2 separate regions of the Mus musculus genome follow, and region 1 is linked to region 2. A link is a contact called in ENCODE Hi-C or POLR2A ChIA-PET data. All regions are on one chromosome and are shown on one strand. The core of a region is the stretch at or near the end of the contact, and the rest is flanking DNA. Distances in the headings are between cores, read along the strand shown. Region 1 holds the start of Pde6h (phosphodiesterase 6H, cGMP-specific, cone, gamma). Region 2 has its middle 22 kb from the start of Mgp.

The links. A loop is a pair of places that touch in the nucleus more often than their neighbours do. ChIA-PET counts read pairs that join two places held with the same protein, here RNA polymerase II (POLR2A).
Region 1: POLR2A ChIA-PET joins it to region 2 with 16 read pairs in Patski. The contact joins the promoter of Pde6h here to the enhancer-like site in region 2. A Hi-C loop is called at or near these places in 1 of 37 maps with a recorded cell type or tissue (v-Abl transformed pro-B cells). POLR2A ChIA-PET finds 5 or more read pairs at or near these places in 2 of 5 experiments (Patski and embryonic stem cell).

The regions. Positions count from the first base shown.
Region 1 is chr6:136,952,621-136,956,350 of GRCm38, reverse strand. Pde6h (phosphodiesterase 6H, cGMP-specific, cone, gamma) reads right to left here and starts at 1,828. Exons shown (of 4, transcript NM_023898.4): 1 at 1,772-1,828.
Region 2 is chr6:136,896,433-136,900,052 of GRCm38, reverse strand. No RefSeq gene overlaps it. Among named protein-coding and RNA genes, the nearest start is that of Mgp, 22 kb to the right of the region's middle. Within about 2 kb of position 1,657, at least 1 of the 3 ENCODE cell types and tissues checked has a DNase peak (open chromatin) inside an H3K27ac peak, as active enhancers do.

The sequences.
Region 1 (3,730 bases), core at 579-3,078, 56 kb before region 2:
ATTAAAAATCTTAGGATTTGCACCTCCTCAGCATCTTTCCTCCTCTGGCACAAACTCCCTTTGTATGTTGATGTAGTTTTGAAGGTGTACCTTGCACCTATATGCTTGGACAGTAGTACTCAAGTCTAGTCTTAGGCTTAATGTGTTATGTAAATAGGACTCAGGGCTGGAAAGATGGGCCAATGCTGAAGAGCATGGACTGCTCTTCCAGAGGACCAGAACCCACATCAGGTGATTCACAGCCGCCTGTATCAGCGGCTGCAGGAATATCCAGTGCCCCTGGCCTCAGGTATCCATGGCATCCAGCCTCCACAGACACATGTACACACTTGCATACACACACACACACACACACACACACACACACACACACAGAGAGAGAGAGAGAGAGAGAGAGAGAGAGAGAGAGAGAGAGAGAGAAAGAGAGAAAGAGAGAGAGAGAGAGAGAGAGAGAACCTAAAAAATGAGGACTCCTCGCAGACTTCCACAGTAGGTGGACCCTTGGTGTTTGCTCCATGAAAGACTTCTGCTCTCTGAGCTTGATGGGGATGCTGCAATTTAGAGTAGCTGAGAAACCCAATTGATCCTTACGGAGTTTCTGGAACAGATTTACCCTCTGGGTCTCTGCAAAGCCTTGGGGAAATCAGGACAAATATGAATCTTTCTTTCCTTGGAAGAGAGTCCTATTGGTTATAGACATCACCAAAGGTTGTGACTTCTGGAATATGTGTGTGTCATTTCAGTCCTGGTGTCTAATGTGCCCACACTAAATATCAGACTTGACTTTAGTTCACACTTAGGTCCTTCTGAGTGTCAAGGAATCCATCCCTGTATGAGAACCTATTTTTCTTTTTTTTTTTTAATGCATCCTTCCTGCTTCAGAGATTACGAAATGCTCTTCTGCAGAAAGAAGGGCTGTGTCAAGGCACGATGTGTTGGGTATCCAATGCAACGATGCTCAGCTATGTGGAATTACACAGCTCAACCTTTCATGAGAAATGCACCAAAAAACAAAGCCACTGGGGAGGGATTGCCACAGGCTCTCTGATGCTCCTTCATCACCCCAAAACTCCAGATCACCTCCTCCTCAGCAAAGATAAATAGAAAGATAAACAGACGCATGGTTAATGAAGTGAAAAAGGGAACCAGACAGGGCACTACCATTTCTTCCCCTGATAGGTAAGGCCCATAGATGTTACCCATGGTTTCTCTGAGACAGAGAGATTCAAGTTAAAGATCCAAACAAGAGCCAAAATGAAGCCACTAAAAGACAATCCAGCATGTACCTTGTTTCAGAATAGAGCAAACAAACATTTTGACCTCAGAGGGAGAAGGCAACGTCACCCACGCTGCCCTGCGGTCACCCCAATGCTTGCTTTCTTCCCCACGCTCACACTGTCCCATCAGCCTCAAGGCCATCCCGGGAGTAAAGAACTATTTGTGCTGTGGTTGCCTAATGCCTCAGATCCATCCTTTTCCAGAAAACTGTTTGCCAGGAAGCCACAAACAGGGAGGGTCCTTCTCGGTACCTTGTGAACAACTTCAGCAATCAAGGTTTGCAGTGAACTGGTAATAACCGCATTCCACGCACCAGTTTGTCACATGACATTATGAAAAGGTTTGAGTGTGTTCTGTCCTGAGTTCAACCCCTAAACTCAGGTCAGACCCACAAGATCAGAGTGTTCTCTTCTTGTATGTTCTGTTGTTGTTGTTTTTACAGCCAATCAACCCTCCAACTCATTTAGTTAGTTATTATTGTGTTCATACTTACCACGAGTTAAAATCCCCCAGAGCCGAATGTGTTCCCGTAAGTTGTCTAGTCGCTGACACAAAGATCTTTGCATCCTGATATATATCCCTCCTGCCACTTAAGCCCAGCGTCATAGGCTTAGGGCACCAAACCAGATGCAAGGAAGGTGGGGGGAGGTGGGGGTGTGACTGAGACAGACTTAGGAGTTGTCTGATAAGGATGCTTTTACCAAATGACAGGGGCATCTTCTCGCAGTGAAGGCACATTGAATTCACAGATGCATGAAATGTTGATAGCCCAGGGCAGATGTTCAGGTTTTGATTCAATATTCTTTTTGTTTCTCTCTCTCTCTCTCTCTCTCTCTCTCTCTCTCTCTCTCTCTCTCTCTCTCTCTCTCTCTCTCTCTCTCTCACACACACACACACACACACACACACACACATACACACACGAGGCATAATTCTTATAAGACTGTACATATCTAGAGAAAGCCAACTCTCATGTCCTCTACCACTATAAAGAGTCTGATCACAGAAATGATAAAATGTAAGAGTACAGAATATCTCTGGTTAAATGGCATTGTGTGTACTTCCTCATAGACATGAGACATAAAGGTTATTCATTGAAGCTCGGTGACATTTGATAGGGAATGAGGCCAAGAGATTTCCAGAACCTTAGAACAGGTGATTGAAAACCAATCACTAGATCATACATTTTTATGATCTGTAGGCTGTCATCTAATTACTACAGCTCTTGGCTCAGTCCTCACATGGCATTCAGCTACTAGTATCAATTTGTGTGCTGCCTTACATAAATCTTATGTAGACCTTAGCTCACAGGACACTCAACCATTTTGACAATTTTATCATACAGAAAGTCAGGAACACATTCAAAATTGCTTATAAGGTTGGTATTGGAATCTGGAGCAAGTTGGATACTTGTAAACCCTGGATATTCAATGGTCTCTTGACTATCTCCTAGCCATGCAGATAAGGAAGGAAATGCAGATTCTCTGTCCATTTCTACACTTTGCCTTAGAACTAAAGTGCGCCTTCCTCAGATTTCTACTTGCTAGAGAACTGCACTCCTCATGGTGACAAAGATAGAAAGCCATTTGTCCTCCCAAGGCAAGGAAAGATTCTTAACCCACAGCCCCAAGCAGATTACAAGAGGAGCTTAGCAGCTTAAGAGTTGTTTGTATGCTCTCCCGTGCTCTTTGCCAACATTAGAGCCATCCTGAACGCTACAATTTTTATGTAGAACAAGTAGAGGGTTCAATCCTGGGCTGGGTTCCTCCTCAGAGGCTGCAGGTCCATTCGCATCTCCAGGAACATGATGCTTAGATGATTACTTGATTTTTTTTTTCACTTCCTGAAATGAATTCACAAAGGCGGCGTGGAAAGCTGTAAGGTGAGTAGGTAGGTGTTCCAGAATGCTGTTGCTCAAAGAGCAGCAACCCTGGAGAGTTGAGCAAGCGATAAAAGTACTCGCTGTACGTGCATGAGGGCTTGAGTGCAAATATCCAAAGCCAGGAAAAACTGGGCGTGGTCGAGTGTGTGTCTGTATCCACAGTACTGCTGGGGACAGACAGGATGCACACATAGCTTTGATGGCCACTAGTCAACTTCAGGCTCAGTGAGAGACTCTGACGCAAGGAAATAAAGCAGAGAGTGATAGAGCAAGTACTCTGGGCTCTATGTTCATAGGCGTGCATGCTCACACAAACACACATGTGCTAACAAAACTCACACACATACACACATGCATGCATGCTTGTACAGTACTTCCCAGACTCCTGATAGCGTATATTGGCATTTTGTCTAGGCTCTGCCCCACAGTTACCTGGCAATAGCCGGTGTGTCTGACTCACTATAAAAGGGGCTGCTTGTCCCCTCCCCACTCTCTTGCTCTCTTGCTTTCCTTCGGTCCTCTTGCCCCTTACTCCCTCTCTCTCCATCCCTTTCCTGCCTCTCTCTCCAT
Region 2 (3,620 bases), core at 408-2,907:
AACAGAAGTTCAAGGTCAACCTCAGAGCACCTGTGGAGCACCAGGCCAATCTGGGGCCCATAAGGCACCATGGGACCTATCCCCAAAAGCAAAGAAACAAGCAGGAAAGAAAGAGAGCAAACTTTTTATAGTATATACACGAGCATGCTGTAGCTGTCTTCTGACACACCAGAAGAGGGCATCAGATTCCAATACAGACAGTTGTGAGCCACCATGTGGCTGCTGGGAATTGAACTCAAGACCTTTGGGAGAGCAGCCAGTGTTCTTAACCGCTGAGCCATCTCTCCAGCCCTAGAGCAAACTTCTAACGGCAGAATGGAGGCCCCACTCACCACTTCAAGCATTTACTGAGCGGCTACCAGGAGGGAAGATACATGAGGAAATAAATGAGATCCAAGATGGCGTCCGGATGACTCACTCCCTTCTCTCCTCCATCACCTGGATTTTGAGAAGCACTCTGAATTTCTAAAGTATGTAGACTAGTAGCCATATATTCTGATCATGACAACAGATCATAAAGAGAAAAGCAGAAACATGAACAGCAAATTGCAAGTTAGCAAACACTGGTGTTAGATTTGGCTGTAGACAGAACAATGGTGCTGATTTATACCAACTAGATAAACACTCATGATTTAGTGTTGCCAGTAACAACTTCCTGTTCCTGTTTCTGCCTTTCTCTATCTCCTCTCCCTAGGATGTACTGTAAATCCCACTGGGTAAAAATAAGTTCAATACCACAATTTTTGAGCCAAATTTGAATCAAGCTTTATTAAATACTGGACAGACCATATCCTGAATTCCTAGAGAATGACTGAGAATTGTTAGACAGATGCTTAGAAAGTACCCCATGGCTACTCACTTCCCTCCTTCATCCAACGGAGGCAAGCATACATCCTGACATGCTTTCTGCCTATGTGTGGTCGAGCACTTCCTGTGCAGTTGGGGCAACCAAGCTTGTTTACAGAAATGAAGACATGTGACTTATCTTACCTGAACAACAGCCCCCAGCATTCTGTTACCTGTGGGGTTCACAGGTTGGAGGCATTTTTTTGTTGTTGTTGTTGTTTTATAGATTTCTTAAGCACAGCAATTTTAACTTAAAACATAACTTTAGCCTTCACAGTTTTAATGGAGAAAAGGTCCTGGTGAGTGATAACATCATGGCTAAGCACAGAGAAGAGTAGTTAGGGATGGAAGGCTCTAACAGAAAATAGATGCATGTTGAACAGTTCATAAAAGGTTCTGGCTTTTCCTGACATTTCTATGGCCATTAAAATCATGTTGGTTCCAAAGAGACTACCCGTGTGATGCGTGTAACAAATACTCTACCACACTTTCACAACACATCACGGTGAAAATGAGAAATTGATGCTTGTGATCTAATCCCTCCCATGTGAAGCCTCCCTAGAATTGACCCAGTCTTTAACCTCACAAGCCTTTTGTGAGCACCACTAATGATACAGCAGAGCTGGAGAGGGAAAGGGGCCATCAGTCAGCAATAGAAGTGGGAGGTGTTTCTGAAGGGCACGCTGGTTTGTGGCAAGATGCCTACATGATTGTGAAATGCAAGAAGAAACGCCAGTGAGGTGTTGCTGATGTACAAAGTGGGAGTTAGGAGGTCGGGAAGTGTTGCTCTCTCTGATCCAGCTGGTAACTGTCAAAAAACGGCTGACAGTACATCCATCCCATCCAGACAGATCCAAGCTGGCCAGACCATGTGCTAAAATGTTGATTTACTAAAGCTACCCTTTGAAAACTGACATCCCCAGCTCATTTTAATCACAATTTGCTTTCTTAGTGTGGTCATTTTGAAAAAGTGAATTCACTAAGTGCTTAGCTTTCAAAATGTCTGGTTTAAGCACAATGTTTCCAATTTCTGAAGAGAGAGAGAGAGAGAGAAGTTTTAGGACCAAAATTAAAAGAAATGTGTGCTTTTTTGAAACCCGGGGAATATATATGAGAAGCTGTGATAACCATCAGATAGGATCCCAGAAGGAACATTTTTGGGAAAGGGCGTGTATTAGTAACCACAGATCTTAGTCACCGAGCAGATCTGGATCCAAGCCGCACCAAAGGCTGTTTTGTGTGTGTGGAACTAAATCTCAGCCTCTCATGTTCCTCTGCAAATTCCTGAGCATGTTCCTGGAAGGGACATACCCCAGAAACAAAGGATGTTCAAAACCCCTTGTGACTAGCATCCTGTTTTTCTTTCCTATAGAGAGTTTGAACCTCTGAGGATAGACTAAAGTTCACAGTTGTCTGAAAATGAAATACTTCAGGGGAATAGAGAAATCTCCTAAGAATAAAGTTTTTTCCCAAGAAAAAACTGACCCCACTGGGGTTCTTTCCTCCACTCAGCACTCAGAAGGGCTATCACAAAGTTCAAGTCCAAACCTCTAGACTTCTGTATCTGTCACAACAAGATAGACATTACAAGTCAATGACCGATGCTGAGCGGTGGTGGAGCACGTCTATAATCCCAGCCCTGGGAGGACAGAGGCAAGAAGAGTTCTGTAAATTCAAGGCCAGCCTGGTCTCTAGAGTTAATTACAGGATAGTCAGGGCTACTCAGAGAAACCCTGTCTAGAAAATAAAAACAAAACAAAATAAGGATAAACTCAACCCTCAAAGATTGAGTATTTTCATTAACAATAATTATTCATATGTATTTAATGTGAGATATATATAATGGGGGAACGACAGAATAATAATTGAATCAATGTGTAATTAGCATGCCCATCACTTTAATCGTGGATTGTTTTCCTGGTGTGTGCTGTTTTGAGATGCTCAACATATTTGTGTCACTGGAATTAACCCTGCTGTGCCCCAGACAGCAGAATTCCTTGCTTCTAAGATTGTAAAACCAGCAAAGTCCCTCCAGTGTTCTCAGCCTCTGCTCTCAACGTCCTTGAGACCAACTGTGTTTTGAATTCCACCAGTGAGTGAGGGTGTGAGATTGTGAGGGGCTTGTCTTCCTGTCTGGCTTCTTTCTCTTGGCTTCAATGGGGTACCTTTTTGTTTAACCAATGGCTGATGGACTGAGGTAGACTCCGTACTGTTGTACTGCAATGAACACCAGAATACAGCTGTCTCTCCTATAGGCTGATTCACTTCTGCCTTGGGGTTGCTCCCAGGAACGGGATTGCTAGGCCATATAATTATGCCATTTACATCTCCCCAGAAGTCCCCACTCTGTTTCCCACATGGCTACACTAGCTCCCATTTCCACCATCATCCCTATGCCCTCTGGAAGCTGTCATTCTCTCCATCCTAACTGGGGGAGGAAGCCTCGTGTCTCCCTGAGGTTAGTGGTGGGCATTTTTCCTCCATATGTCTGTTGACCATATAATTCTTTTTTCTTCTCTTCCTTTCTCTTCTTTCTTTCTCCCTCTTCCTTTCTTCCTTTCTTCCTTCCTTCCTTCTTTCTTCCTTTCTTCCATTCTTTTCTCTTTCTTCCTTCCTTCCTTTCTTTCTTTCTTTCTTTCTTTCTTTCTTTCTTTCTTTCTTTCTTTCTTTCTTTCTTCCTTTTTCTCTTTTGAATCATCTATTCAGTCCTTAAACCTTCTTAAATTTTTATTTCTCTGTGTGGGGATGTGTGCATGAGCAAATGTGTGTCCCAG